Regions from separate parts of the Homo sapiens genome. Here region 1 is linked to region 2. Evidence: chromatin loops called from intact Hi-C (ENCODE). Cell type or tissue: HepG2. All regions are shown on one strand. Region 1 overlaps INO80D (INO80 complex subunit D). Region 2 overlaps INO80D (INO80 complex subunit D).

The links. Peaks named below come from ENCODE experiments on the same cell type or tissue, not always from the same donor. Only the 100,000 strongest peaks of a DNase experiment are listed, where the experiment ranks them.
Region 1: a loop joins it to region 2, with 2.1 times the contacts of the local background. A loop is called at or near these places in 6 of 110 quality-filtered maps.

Annotation. Positions count from the first base shown.
Region 1 is chr2:206,010,867-206,018,866 of GRCh38, forward strand. INO80D (INO80 complex subunit D) reads right to left here. Exons shown (of 11, transcript NM_017759.5): 8 at 6,814-6,947. Among named protein-coding and RNA genes, the nearest start is that of INO80D-AS1, 70 kb to the right of the region's middle. In HepG2, no CTCF peak of the experiment used is centred here; no DNase peak of the experiment used is centred here.
Region 2 is chr2:206,075,113-206,083,112 of GRCh38, forward strand. All of the region lies in intron 1 of INO80D (INO80 complex subunit D), which reads right to left. Among named protein-coding and RNA genes, the nearest start is that of INO80D-AS1, 5.5 kb to the right of the region's middle. RefSeq lists an enhancer at 6,873-7,662. In HepG2, no CTCF peak of the experiment used is centred here; a DNase peak (open chromatin) is centred at 4,789.

The DNA of each region.
Region 1 (8,000 bases), 64 kb before region 2:
CAGGAGTTCGAGACCAGCCTGGCCAACATGGCGAAACTCCATCTCTAATAAAAATACAAAAATTAGCCAGGCCTGGTGACACGTGCATGTAATCCTAGCTACTTGGGAGGCTGAGGCAACGGAATTGCTTGAACCCGGGAGGCAGAGGTTGCAGTGAGCTGAGATTATGCCATTGCACTTCAGCCTGGGCAACAAAAGCGAAACTCAGTCTCAAAAAAAAAAAAAAAAAAGGCTACTTCTCAGACTCTGTAGTTCTTTTTGTCTCAACACTTGAGGTCTACTTGTATTATGTCCACTATTTAACTCAACAAATGGTGAATGCGCAAGGGCCAGTACCCGAACATTGTGCTCAGCATCCATTCCAGGCTTTCCCTCCAGCACCAGTGCTGATCTCAGGAGGAAGTTAGGGGGCTCTCACCCAAGAGAAAATAAGTCCTATCTGTAAGGCTCCCAATGATCACCTGGGTCAGATTCCTGCCTGATTCTCCTAAGCTTGTGTGCAGTGGCCTTGTGGCACTCTTGGTACTATGCCAGATACTTCACACAGAACAGCCTGTGACTGATACCTGCCTTGCTCGCCTCCAGAGAGCTAGAGCCCCCACCCCCTGAGGCTTTCCTAATGCCAGCTGTTCTTTTACCTAGCTTCAGTGCACAGTGAAATACTATTCACTCCCAACTTTTGTCTGATTCTACCTCTATGTCAAGGCAATGCACTCACCATCTGTCATAGGATCTTACAAAGGTGGAATCCCATGTTCTGCCTGACAGCCGGGACTTCCTGCAGCTGGAGTCTCTTACCAATGGCTGTCACATCCTAGTTCTGAATCTTAACCCCTTCCATTGGTATGCCTAACCATTAATGTATTCAACAATTACTTACTGAGCATCTCTGTTCTAAGTGCTAGGGATACAGTAGTAACAAAAAAATGGTCCTGCCCTTGTGAGGTTTACATTCTAGTAGGAGAATACAGAAAATAAACAAACTAATGAATAACTGTTAGGCAGACAAATGTTAGGAAGAAAAATGAGGTAGAGTATGAGGATAAAACCTGACAGGGTAACAGGCAGGTGGAAGACTTGTGTGATGAGACAACACATGGTAACAAACCTGAATGAAAGGAAGGAGTGAGCAATGCGGAAACTTGGGAAAAGGCCAAGTGTGGTGGCTCATGCCTATAATCCCAACACTTTGGGAGGCAGTGGCAGGAGGATGTGATGGGAAGCCATTAGCAGGTTTTGATTTTATGGAGCTAATATGATCAGATGTATAGTCTAAAGGGCCTGCTCTAAAGGCTACTTACTACAGAATTCCCTTTCTATGACATTCTGGAAAATACAGAAGTATAGGGGCAGAAAATAGATCAGTGGGGATGGAGTAAAGGGATGACCACAAAGGGAGTAGTGTAAGAGAATCTGGGGAGCAGTTCTGTATCTTGATTTAGGTGGTGGTTATACAACTGTATGCGTCTACAAAACTCCTGAGAGTGTACACTCAAAAGTGAATTCAATTCAAAGAAAGTAGAACATAGACACACCCAGCCTACTCTGGCTGCTATGTAAACAACATACCCCCTATGGCAGGGGGATATGGCAAGAAGGGAGATCAATTAGGAGACTATTACAATAATCCAGGCAAAGATAATGGTAGCCTCAACTAGAATGGTAGCAGTGAAATTTATAAAATGTGTTTGGATTCAGAATATAATATGAAAATAGAGGCTTGGCACAGTGGCTCAGGCCTGTAAGATCCCAGCACTTTGGGAGGCCAAGGTGGGCAGATTACTTGAGGTCAGGAGCTCAAGACCAACCTGGCCAACATGGTAAAACCCCATGTCTACCAAAAAATACAAAAATTAACTGGGCACGGTGGCACACGCCTGCAGTCCCAGCTACTTGGGAGGCTACTGTGGGAGAATTCCTTGAACCTGAGAGACAGAGGTTGCAGTGAGCCGAGATTGCACCACTGCACTCAAACCTGGGTGACAAAGAGAGACTTGTCTCAAAAAAAAAAAAAAAAAAAACCAGAGCCTAGATTTGCACATACTTTTCATCTCCCAGTGTCAGTCTCTCATAGGAGCACTGATGGGGTACAAGTGCTTCTTATAGTCTCTTATGTAATTTTTAACCTAAAACAAAAATAGCTCAAACTACTGCCAGATTCTAACTGTCTTCAGAGAGAAAACCATTTTCAAAAATTTGTATTTTAAATACTTGAAAAAAATTTGATTAGTATAATTTTGATTGTTATATAAAATATATATTATTTTATGACTAATTTACATTATACTAATTCAGTCTTAGGTTTGCCTCATTGAATTTGCCTAAGTAGGAAAGTTTAACTAGCTGAAAAGAATAAAACTGCATTCAATTTCTCTAAAAGCATTCACATAATAATGGTTATAGGAGGCCAGGCGCGGTGGCTTACGCCTGTAATCCCAGCACTTTGGGAGGCCAAGGTGGGCGGATCATGAGGTCAGGAGATCGAGATCTTCCTGGCTAACATGGTGAAACCTCATCTCTACTAAAAATACAAAAATTAGCCAGGCGTGGTGGCAGGCACCTGTAGTCCCAGTTACTTGGGAGGCTGAGACAGAAGAATGGCGTGAACCCGGGAGGTGGAGCTTGCAGTGAGCCGAGATCTCACCACTGCACTCCAGCCTGGGTGATAAAGCAAGACTCCATCTCAAAAAAAAAAAAAAAATTGTTATAGGAACCAAAAATTCATTCATAATAAGTTCCTAAAGCAGACACTGAAGTACAGTTTTTTCTACTTAACAGTATCTTCCTCAGTATCTTAGAAGTATGCCGGAATGGTGGAACTTTAAAATGAAAATATGCAGCTGGGATCATTTATTTCGTGATTTGAAAGCTACAGGGCCCACATTACCATGGGTCTGTGAAATCATCAATGAAGGTCCACAAAAGTGGTTCAAAAAGCATATAGAAATTATTCCTTAGCTATGACAAAGCCTGAGTAAGCTTAAAAAAAAAAAAAAAAAAAGCCTATATTCGCTGGGCATGGTGGCTCATGCCTGTAATCCCAGCACTTTGGGAGACCAAGCCGGGTGGATCACCTGAGGTCAGGAGTTCAAGACCAGCCTGGCCAACATGGAAAAACGCTTTCTCTACTAAAAAAAACAAAAATTAGGCAGCATGGTGGCATGCGCCTGTAATCCAGCTACTCGGGAGGTTGAGGTGCAAGAATCACTTGAACCCAGGAGGCGGAGGTTGCAGTGAGCCAAGATTGCACCACTGCACTCCAGCCTGGGTGACAGAGTAAAACTCCATCTCAAAAAAAAAAAAAAAAACAACCTATATTTTAAATGTTTTTATATTAAAGTGGGAAAATAATTATTCAACATTTGTAATATGTAATTGTAATATGTAGTTTAGTATACAAATTTTTCAAAACATATTGTCTGTAAAAGAAACCTAAAAAATAAAACAAGTTCTTGGTGAAGAAGCCAGTTGATCTGGTTTGGTTCTGTGTCCCCACCCAAATTTCATCTTGTAGCTCCCATAATTCCCACGTGTTGTGGGAGGGAGACAGTGGGAGATGACTGAACTATGGGGGCAGGTCTTTCCCCTGTTGTTCTCGTAATAGTGAATGGGTCTCACAGATCTGATGGCTTTAAAAATGGGAGTTGCCCTGCACGAGCTCTTTTTGCCTGCCACCATCCATGTGAGATGTGACTTGTCCCTCCTTGCCTTCTGCCGTGATTGTGAGGCCTCCCCAGCCACGTGGAACTGTGAATCCAATTAAACCTCTTTTTTTTTTTAAATTGCCCAGTCTCAGGTATGTCTTTATCAGCAGCACAAAAACAGACTAATATAGCAAATTGGTACCAGTAGAGTGGGGTGCTGCTGAAAAGATACCCAAAAATGTGGAACCAACTTTGGAGCTGGGTAACAGGCAGAGGCTGGAACAGTTTGGAGGGCTCAGAAGAAGACAGAAAAATGTGGGAAAGTTTGGAACTCACTGGACACTTGTTGAATGGCTTTGACAAAAATGCTGATAGTGATATGGACAATGAAATCCAGGCTGAGGTGGTCTCAGAAGGAGATGAGGAACTTGTTGAGAACTGGAGCAAAGGTGACTCTTGTTATGTTTTAGCAAAGAGACTGGCAACATTTTGCCCCTGCCCTAAAGACTTATGGAACTTTGAACTTGAGAGAGATGATCTAGGGTATCTGGCAGAAGAAATTTCTAAGCAGCAAAGCATTCAAGAGGTGACTTGGGTGCTATTAGAAGCATTCAGTTTTAAAAGGGAAATATAGAATAAAAGTTTGGAAAATTTGCAGCCTGACAATGCAGTAGAAAAGAAAATCCCACTTTCTGAGCAGAAATTCAATCCAGCTGCAGAAATTTGCATAATTAACAAGGAGCTGAATGTTAATCCCCAAGACAATGGGGAAAATGTCTCCAGGGCACGTCAGATGTCTTCTCGGCAGCCCCTCCCATCATAGGCCTGGAGGCCTAGGAGGAAAAGATGGTTTCATGGGCCAAACCCAGGGCTCCCGTGCTCTGTGCAGCCTAAGGACTTGGTACCCTGCATTCCAACCACTCCAGCCATGGCTAAAAGGGAGCAAGGTAGAGCTCAGGCTGTTGTTTCAGAGGGTGGAAGCCCCAAGCCTTGGCAGCTTCTACATAGTGTTCAGCCTGCAAGTGCACAGAAGTCAAGAATTGAGGCTTGGGAACCTCCGCCTAGAATACAGAAGATGTATAGAAACAGTCTGTCTGGGCATGGTGGCTCACGCCTGTAATCTCAGCACTATGGGAGGCTGAGGCGGGCAGATCACCTGAGGTCAGGAGTTTGAGACCACCCTGGCCAACATGGTGAAACCCTGTCTCTGCTAAAAATACACACAAATTAGCCAAGCGTGGTGGCACACGCCTGTAATCCCAGCTACTTGGGAGGCTGAGGCACAAGAATTGCTTAAACCTTGAAAGCAGAGGTTGCAGTGAGCCAAGATCAAACCACTGCACTGCAGCCTGGGTGACAGAGTGAGACTCTGTCTCCAAAAAAAAAAAATGTATAGAAATGCCTGGATGCCCAGGCAGAAGTTTGCTGTAGGAGTGGGGCCCTCCAGGGGAACCTCTGCTAGAATAGTGCAGAAGGAAAATGTGGGTGGGAGCCTCCACACAGAGTCCCTACTGGGACACCACCTAGTGGAGCTGTGAGAAGAGGGCCACCATCCTCCAGACCCCAGAATGGTAGATCTACTGACAGCTTGCACCATGCACCTGGAAAAGCAGCAGATACTCAATGCCAGCCCATGAAAACAGCCAGGAGAGGGGCTATACCCTGCAAAGTCACAGGGGCAGACCTGCCCAAGATTATGGGAACCTATGTTTTGCATGAGCTTGACCTGGATGTGAGACATGAAGTCAAAGGAGATGATTTTGGAGCTTTTCGATTTGATTGTCCACTGGATTTCAGACTTGCATGGAGCCTGTAGCCCCTTTGTTTTGGCCAATTTCTCCCATTTGGAACAGCTGTATTTACCCAATGGCTGTACCCCCATTGTATCTAGGAAGTAACTAACTTGCTTTTGATTTTACAGGCTCATAGGCAGAAGAGACTTGCCTTGTCTCAGATGAGACTTTGGACTGTGGACTTTTGAGTTAATGCTGAAACTTTTGAGTTAATGCTGAAATGAGCTGAGACTTTGGAGGACTGTTGGGAAGGCATGATTACAATGTGAAGGTATTACAATGTGAAGATATGCTATTTGGGATGTGCCAGGGCAGAATGATACGGTTTGACTCTGTGTCCCCACCCAAATCTCATCTTGTAGCTCCCATAATTCCCACGTGTTGTGGGAGGGACCTGGTGGGAGACGACTGAATTATGGGGCAGGTCTTTCCTGTTGTCTTTCCTGTTGTTCTTGTAATAGTGAATGGGTCTCATGTGATCTGATGGTTTTATAAATGGGAGTCGCCCTACACAAACTCTATTTTTGCCTGCCTCCATCCATGTAAGATATGACTTACTCCTCCTTGCCTTCCACCATGATTTTGAGGCCTCCCCAGCCACATAGAACTGTGAGTCCAATTAAACCTCTTTCTTTTGTAAACTGCCCAGTCTCAGGTATGTCTTTCCCAGAGGCATGAAAACGGACTAATACACCAGTGAATCACACACATTGAGACTGAGGTCCAAAAAGGCTGAATCCTTAGCCCCTAGTTATATACCAAGCTGGTGGCAAAGCCAGGATCACAGGTTCCAACTATTAAGTCCTGGTCTAATACCCATTCCCTCACCCTGAGAATCCCTGAAAACTATAACATGTTTATAGAGGGCAGGAAGTATCTCACTTTCTAGTACATAAGGTACCTAGGAAAGTATCTTGCAGTAACTGCTTGATGGATGAAAACAATAAAAATGAACTTCCTTTAAATGATTATATAATTTAGATATTCCTCAAATTCAAATCTGTCTCTCCTCCAAATTATTCTGAATTAATTAGGATTTATGATAACTAGCATTAACTAAAGCAATAATTACATTCAATAGATTTCTAGAAAGGCTGGGCCTTCGATTGAAGTTTCATCAACTATTCATGACATTTGTAGAATTGTATATAAGAAAGCAAAAACTTAGAGACATAGGAACAAAGAGAGTATTTAGAAATTCTGCTATGTATAAGATACATATCTTAAGGTAATAAAATGTATCTTAAGGGAATAAAAATCCTCTCTCAAAACTTGTTTCAGTGATTTATATACATACATAGTTTGTGCTAAGTTATAAAATACTTCCTACAGTGGATAGCTACAAAAAGTTTGAAAGCCTCTGTTGCAGAACTTACCATTTTTTTGGCATGTTCTTCACACAGAGGTGTCTGATGTGTAATGTCAAAAACTGGCACAGAGCACTGCTGTCCATCTGCAAACTTGGCTGTGCAACTTGAGAAGAGCTGCTGAGAGTGGTTCAAGAGGATATCTGGGTTTTTTTAAGTTAGGAGTAAAATACACTGAAACTCTAATTTTTCAATTTCTATATAAAATTTGCTTGTTCCCTTACATTTCATAAGTACAAGCTTTATTATCCATAATATAAATATTACCCATATCAGTACTAGCTCAACTACTGATATGGGAAAATAATAGAATTTATCAGATGACAACTCTGAAGGACTCTATTTTGCTAATGAGACCCTGGCACCAGTCTCCTTAATGACCATTCTGAACCAAATTGTGTTATTTGGAAAAGCAGGGCCATTTCCTTCTTAACATGTGAACTCCACTTAAAGTTCCACTTCATGTTTTTTTTGTTTTGTTTTTTGTTTTGAGATGAAGTCACTCTGTTGCCCAGGCTGGAGTGCAATGGCACGATCTCAGCTCACTGCCACCTCGGCCTCCCGGGTTCAAGCAAGTGATTCTCCTGTCTCAGCCTCCCGAGTAACTGGGATTACAGGCATCTGTCACCACATCCAGATAATTTATTGTATTTTTAGTAGAGACAGGGTTTCACCATATTGGCCAGGCTGGTCTCGAACTCCTGACCTCAAGTGATCTAGCCGCCTCAGCCTCCCAAAGCGTTGAGATTATAGGCATAAGCCACTGCACCTGGCCAATGGTTTTCTTTTTTTAAACAGCTCTTAAAAGGAAAATTTTCTGCCTATGATACTTACCAAGAATAAAAATTTAAAGATATAGTTATTAGAAACTCATCTTTCCAAATTTGAATATTTTGCTTCACACTTCCAGCAACAAACTCAAACTCACAACCCATGAAAAATTACTTTTAAATCAAAACTTCACTATTGGCCAGGCACAGTGGCTCACACCTATACTCCCAGCACTGTGGGAGGCTAAGGTGGGTTGATTTATTGAGCCTCAGAAGTTCAGGATCAGCCTGGGCAACAAAAAAGTACAAAAATTAGTCAGGCATGGTGGTGCATGCCTGTAGTCCCAGGTACTCAGGAGGCTGTGATGCAAAGATCACCTGAGCCCAGGGAGGTCGAGGCTGCAGTGAGCTGTGATCGTGCCACTG
Region 2 (8,000 bases):
TGTTTCTTACTTCTTACAAATACAGAGGAATAAGACATTAGCAAGGAGAAAAGTAAGGAAGATACACTTTTAACAAAAGCAGCCAGCAGCCCTTTCAGTCTTCCAATGATAACCACAAAACAATTTGACAAAAATATGAACATTATTCTCTTTGGGACTACCACTTGATCACCTCCATGTGGAATCTCTATGTCACTGCTGTTCTTTTGATTCTCCTGTTTCAGAAACATGTTCATTTCACTGCCACACCATTTTTCTCTAATTGCCATCTGTAATTTTATATCCTACCACTTTTAAAGAGCCTAGATCTACAACATACCTTATAATTTTTTTTTTTTTTTAAAGACAGAATCTCATTCTGTTGCCCAGGCTGGAGTGCAGTGGCACGATGTTGGCTCACTGCAACCTCTGCTGCCCATTTTCAAGTGATTCTCCTGCCTCAGCTTCCCAAGTGGCTGGATTTACAGGCAAGCACCACCATGCCCCGCTAATTTTTGTATTTTTAGTAGACACGAGGGTTTCACCATGTTGGCCAGGCTGGTCTCAAACTCCTGACATCAAGTGATCCGCCCACCTCGGCCTCCCAAAGTGCTGGGATTACAGGAATGAGCCACCGTGCCCAGTTCATACCTTATAATTTTTTTAAAACTAGCGTGAGATGCCAGGTGCAGTGGCTCATGCCTGTAATCTCAGCACTTTGGGAGGCTGAGGCAGGCGGATCACTTGAGGTCAGGAGTTCGAGACCAGCCCGGCCAATATGGTGAAACCCAGTCTCTACAAAATACAAATATTAGCTGGGCTTGGTGGTGCACACCTGTAATCCCAGGTACTCTGGAGGCTGAGACAGGAAAACTGCTTGTACCCGGGAGGTGGAGGTTGCAGTAAGCCAAGATAGCACCACTGCACTCCAGCCTGGGCAATAGAGTGAGACTCCCTCTCAAAAAAAAAAAAAAAAACCTAGTGTGAGGCTGGGCACAGTGGCTCATACCGTAATACCAGAAGGTTGGGAGGCCACGGCAGAAGGATTACTTGAGCCCAGGAGTTCAACACCAGGCTGGGCAATGTAATGAAACCCTCGACAAAAAATAAAATAAATAAAACTAACATGAGCCTACTAAATTATCAGAATGTTTGTTTTCCAATATACTTAATGCAAATGAAAAGAATATTTACTTATCCCAGAAAGAGTGGATACTGTTAAAATCATATTTAGAGTATCATAAAGTCTTAAAAACGTTTTTCCATGTTATGTACTTTTTAAATGAGTTTTAATTCAACTTGATGAAGCATAAGAATGTAATAAGACACTAAACAGATGACTATATTGATTTTAAGAACCAAACATCTATATTACCTATGTAAAAAATAGTAAAATCAGACTGAGGAATGATGAAAATCTATCAACTGATGTGACTGGAAGAGAAAGAAGCAGTGAGAAAACTGCTTATCACTCGAAAATATAAACAACATTCATTATAATCAAGTTTGAACCAGAATATTTTAAAATAATGCTTATTGAATGTCTAGTATGTGCCATATACTGTACTCAGACAGCACTGTACAAGTAAGTTTGCATTAGGAATTTCAATGAACTTTACACTAGTTCCTTCCCTGCTATATTAGAAAGGTAAGGATAGTTTATGCAGCAGAAAGATCACTCACTGGCTCTGGTAGGTATCAGAGAGGGGGATCAAATCTGGTTTTGCTAATTACTAAGTATAAGACCTTGGGCAAGTTATTTAGGCTTCAGTCTTCTCATCTGTAAAGGGAAGATTGTAATTGTATGTATCTCATTGAGTTGCCTAGGATAATTAAATTAGGTATTTCATGAACTGTAACCCCAGCATATAGTAATCACTTAATATTAACTACCATTAGAAGCCGGGCGCGGTGGCTCACGCCTGTAATCCCAGCACTTTGGGAGGCCAAGGCGGGTGGATCACGAGGTCAGGAGATCGAGACCATCCTGGCTAACATGGTGAAACCCCATCTCTACTAAAAATACAAAAAAAAAATTAGCTGGGCATGGTGGTGGGCGCCTGTAGTCCCAGCTACTCAGGAGGCTGAGGGAGGAGAATGGTGTGAACCCGGGAGTCGGGCGCCTGCAGTCCCAGCTACTCGGGAGGCTGAGGCAGGAAAATGGTGTGAACCCGAAAGGCGGAGCTTGCAGTGAGCCAAGATCGCGCCACTGCACTCCAGCCTGGGCGACACAGCGAGACTCTGTCTCAAAAAAAAAAAAACAAACTACCATTAGAAGCAGTAAGTAGTGGTTTATTTGTATTATCATTTTGATCTAGAATCTGTAGGACTAAAATACATTCTCCAGCTGTTAGTGGTTTTCTGAATAGTTTCCTATAATCATTAAAAATCTAATATCCAAAATATTTCCTACATTCTATAGAGCACTTAAATACTAATGTTCTTGTGATGGAAAACACTAGCAGAATGAGCACTGTTTGACTGATCTGGGTACAGTATTTATTAGTTCCAGTTAATAATCCTTCACAACAAATGCTTTCTAAGTTCCGATCCATGTCACAGTCATTCTCTGTTGTTACAGAAACCCTGCATTACAGGACAAGAGGAAAGAAGAAAAACTAAGTTGTAGCTCTACTCCTCAAAGTTCTTTTGTGCTAAAAATCTGAAACTAATGGCCTCTTTGTTACTGAATTCCACATACACTTTTCCGCCTTCAGCTAACTGGACCTCTCTGCAGCATCTGACACTGCTGACCACTTTCTCTTTCTTGAAAATCTCTCCTTTCTGACCAGTCAGTGAGTTCTTTTCTCTTGACCCCCTTGCTTCCATGCCAATATACTCCAAGGTTCGTTTAATCTTACTTTACAGGGGTGCAAGATGAAATGCCTACATGGGCTGGAAGAGTAGGCCAGGGGCATTCTTTGGCATACTTTGCTCAAATCATTTCCAGCAAGTTGTTGCAATGTTTACAAAAAAAAAAAAAAAAAAAAAAAAAAAGGTTGACCCAGAACTTCCAGCTCTTCCATGTTATTAAAAGAAGATAGGGCCAAGCACAGTGGCTCAGGCCTGTAATCCCAGCACTTTGGGAGACCGAGGCAGGTGCATCACCTGAGGTCAGGAGTTCAAGACCAGCCTGGCCAACATGGCGAAACCCTGTCTCTACTAAAAATACAAAAATTAGCCGGCGTGGTGGCACGCGCCTGTAGTCCCAGCTACTCAGGAGGCTGAGGCAGAAGAATCGCTTGAACCGGGGTGGTGGAGATTGCAGTGAGCTGAGATCGTGCCACTGCACTCCAGCCTGGCAACACAGCGAGACTCCATCTCAAAAAAATAAATAAAAGAAGATAAAAATCCAAATTTCCCCACAAAATACCTTAATTGTTTTCATGTCAGCAGCTCCTTTAAACTTTTGAACATATGAAGGCCGGGGGTGGTGACTCACACCTGTAATTCCAACACTATGGCAGGCTGAGGCAGAAGGATCACTTGAGCCCCTTTGTTTGAGCCCAGCCTGGGGCAACATAGTAAGACCCTGTCTCCATTTAAACAAAAACAACAAAAAAAGAAAAAGACAGCCAGGCGCGGTGGCTCACGCCTGTAATCCCAGCACTTTGGGAGGCCAAGGCAGGTGGATCACGAGATCAGGAGTTCAAGACTAGCCTGGCCAAGATGGTGAAACCCCGTCTCTACTAAAAACACAAAAATTACTGGGTGTGGTGGTGGGCGCCTGTAATCCCAGCTACTCGGGAGGCTGGGGCAGAGAATTGCTTGAACCTGGGAGGCAGAGATTGCAGTGAGCCAATCGCACCACTGCACTCTAGGCTGGGCAACAGAGTGAGACTTTGTCTCAAAAAAGAAAAGAAAAAGACATGTAACCCTAAGTTATTTTATAAATCTGTTTCCTCATGTATGAAAAGGTACTGAAGAAAAATCAGAAACCATCACAAAAAGTGTGGGTCAAACAAAACATTTCTATAGGCTTTATCTTTTTTTTTTTCTGAGTTAAGTTCTCCCTTTGCCACCCAGGCTGAAGTGCAGTGGTGTGATCAAGATTCACTGCAACCTTGACCTCCTGAGTTCAAGCGATCCTCTCACCTCAGCCTCCTGAGTAGCTGGGACTACAAAAATGCACTACCACACCTGGCTAATTTTTGTATTTTTTGTAGAGACAGGGTTTCACCACTTTGCCCAGGCTGGTCTCAAACTCCTGAGCTCAAGTGATCCGCCCACCTTGGCCTCCCAGAGTGCTGGGACTACAGTTGTGAGCCATGGTACCAAGCCTACCCCAGGTTTCAAACCAAATGTATACAACTGCATATGTGGATTTTTCTGGAGAAGTGTCCAAGACTAAGAACCACTGACTAGCCCAAATTTGTCTACTTCTACCATTTCAGCAGCCGTCTGTGAGGATGAGTCCCACATTTACATCCAGTCCACCTATGAGATCGCCTTACCTCCTTAACATGCCTCTGCCACTGCTACCTCCTCTCAATTGCCATTGCCACCACCTTAGTTCAAACCCTCTTCAAATCTCTTGTCAGGAGCTGCCTCACTGGTCTAATTACAGTCTTGTCCTCCTTTTTCCTACTCTGTATAACTCAAATCCTCTAAATCTCAAGTAATTTATGTGGCCAAAGACTTTCAGGGTCTGCTTGTCACGTAAAAGAAATCCAAACTCCTTCCCCTAACACAGAAACTCCTTAGGACCTGGCCAGACTGACCTTTCCCTCTCACTATTTATTCCCCTCCTCCTCCAACTCCTGGGAGGTAACAGAACCACAATTTGCAACACAGGATACTCTTTTGTCCCTAAACTTTGATTCCTACTTACAGGTCACACCTTATGGAATGCCGAACTCCTCCCATTCGCTTAGGACAGAAACTTCCCCTGCAAAGCCCTCACTTTAAAACCTAGCCTGCCCTTTAGGCCAGAATAGAAGAATATTCCTCCAGGCTAAGCTATTACTTAACATTCACATTGGCATTGTAAATGTCAGCTTATTTTTCTTCTCCAATAGACTAAAAACTCCTCAAGGGCAGAGAACGTGTCTCTATTGCAAAGCTCAGAGCTACAACAGAGAAGCTAATCTGTTAAATGAATGAACCAGCAGCTGCTCCTACCAATCAAGTCAGGTAAACATGCCCAGGACTCTAAAGTGAGCCTATCAATTCTACAAACTGCTCAGTGCCTTCAAAACCATGCAACACTACCGTCCACGGGGACTCACAAAAACACTTCAAAACCTGAAAGAGCGGAACGAGGAGTAAAGCAAACCCACCCTGTGCTCCTTTGCCCTCGGTGTACTTACTATACCTTTATATTGGCCAATTCCAAATTCAAACAGCAGAGACTATGCTAACATGAAGCTGCTGAAATGGAATATACTGCACAATTTTTTACTGGCAAAAATATATTTATTTGCCCCATTAAAGTAATTATAATATTCTCTCTGTACTCAAATACTTATTAGTATTATTAATATATACTGAGGCAAGAACTCATTAAAAATTCACATCAAGAATATTAAAAATCTGGCCGGGCGCGGTGGCTCACGCCTGTTATCCCAGCACTTTGGGAGGCCAAGGCGGGCGGATCACGAGGTCAGGAGACCGAGACCATCCTGGCTAACACGGTGAAACCCCGTCTCTACTAAAAATAGAAAAAATTAGCCGGGTGTGCGGGCGCCTGTAGTCCCAGCTACTTGGGAGGCTGAGGCAGGAGAATGGCGTGAACCCGGGAGGTGAAGCTTGCAGTGAGCTGAGATCGTGCCACTGCACTCCAGCCTGGGCGACAGAGTGAGACTCAGTCTCAAAAAAAAAAAAAAAAAAAAAAAAAGAATATTAAAAATCTTTAGAAAAAAATAGAAAAGTTATGCACCAGAAAAAGTTATGCACCAAGAAAATATAAAGGTTATGCTTCAGGAACCATTCTAAAGGCTTTATGTTCAATTCCTCATTTAGTCTTCACAGCAACCCTATGAAGTAGGTACTATTATTACCCCCTTTTACAGACGAAGAAAACTGAGACTTAATCAGATTAAGTAATTGTCATTATCCAAGGTCACACAGTCAGGATGCAAGGCCTATTTGCTCCAGAGCCCAAGCTTTTAACCAATACAAAACGACACAACTACCATTACATGGACAATCCTACCCTTACGTTTTTCCTCTTTGTTTCTGCTGTATGCATACACATAAAGAGAAAAAGCACACGAAAGTGTTAAACAGTGGTTATCCTTTGAGTGGGAAAAACAGGTCTACTCTCCAAATATAGCATAAGCCTACTATAGTATGTATAGTACAGTATTACTTTCAGTTATTTAAAAAAGGAAACAAGAGAAATAGTATTTAGATGTTACTACTAGAAAAGTAAGGTGGAGGCCAGGCCTGGTGGCTCACACCTATAATCCCAGCACTTGGAAAGACTGAGGCAGGCGGATCCCTTGCATCCAGGAGTTTGAGACCAGCCTGGGCAACATGGGGAAACCCTGTCTCTACAAAAAATACAAAAATTAGCCAGGCATGGTGGCAAGCACCTGTAGTCCTGGCTGACTACAGGCACACCTGAGGTGGGAGGATCACTGGAGCCCAGGAGGTTGAGGCTGCAGTGAGCTGTAATCATGCCACTGTACTCCAGGCTCGACAACAGAGTGAGACCCTGTCTCAAAAAAAAAAAAAAAGAAAGAAAGAAAGAAAGAAAGAAAAGTAAAGTGGGCTAGTGGAATTAACATTTAATTAATACTATTATGGGCCAAACACATGGCTATCTCATCTAACCCTTATATCAAAGAATTTTATTCCCATTTTAAGTTAAAGAAACCAAAGACTAAATAACTTGCCCAGCGGAAGGACTGGGATCAGAACTCAAAGCCCAGTCTAAAGGTGTCACTGCAGGAAGTCATGCTACAAATAAAATTTCACCAAAAACTCATCTTTTATTTTTTTTGAGATAGAGTTTTGCTCTGGTTGCCCAGGCTGGAATGCAATGGTGCAATCCTGGCTCACTGCAACCTCCGCCTCCCAGGTTCAAGTGATTCTCCTGCCTCAGCCTCCAGAGTAGCTGGGATTACAGGCATACACCACCACGCCTGGCTAATTTTGTATTTTTAGTAGCGACGGGGTTTCTCCATGTTGGTCAGGCTGGTCTCGAACTCCGGACCTCAGGTGATCCGCCCGCCTCAGCCTCCCAAAGTGCTGGGATTACAGGCGTGAGCCACCACGCCCGGCCTAAAAACTCATCTTAAAAACAAATCACATTCTGTGAAAGGATGAGAACCAAGTAGTCTGTCACCTTACGTGCAAGGAGGGAAAAGAGGGAGGCTTAAGGTTTTAAATTGAGTATTTCCTCAGTATCTCAAACTAGCCAGGAGCATTGTCAAAAATCAGCCTTTACAGTCAGGACTTCTGGGACAAACTCTTGCTTGAAGAAGTGAGGAGACTCTATTGCTGTTTGTTTTGCCTAGCACAGAGCTGCATGTGTAAGTTAAACTGACTTAGCACTGGGGACAATTTGCTGCCTCCAACCCAGTCTCACCTATTCAACCATTGTTTTACCAGTTACCAGGTGTGGGGGAGGGGGAAAGAAAAGTGTCTGAGAATATTGCTCTAACTGTATTCAAATATAAATGACTTTTCATTAGCCATAACCATTGTACCAAACCTGGATAGTGAGAGCTGCTAACCCTCAGAGAACATCTCAGGTATGAATAAATAGTTTAGCATTTTTTTGAAATGTCATTAATTTTGGGTGCTCTCAGAAATGTTTAATTCCTTCTAAACTAAAATTTTTATTTCTCTAAAAATAGTAGCAACATGATTTGCTGAGAAAAAGTTGGAATGGGATATACAAATTTCCTCCTAAAAATCTTCCAGAGGAAAGAAAACTTGATTATTTCAGACTTGTAATTATACTAACCATTTACTTTTTAAACTAACACTTAATAATAAAAAAGCATATTCCCTTAGTAGTTTAAAGTTAATTCAGTATTTGCCCTGAAAATCTTTTATTAATTTCAAATGGA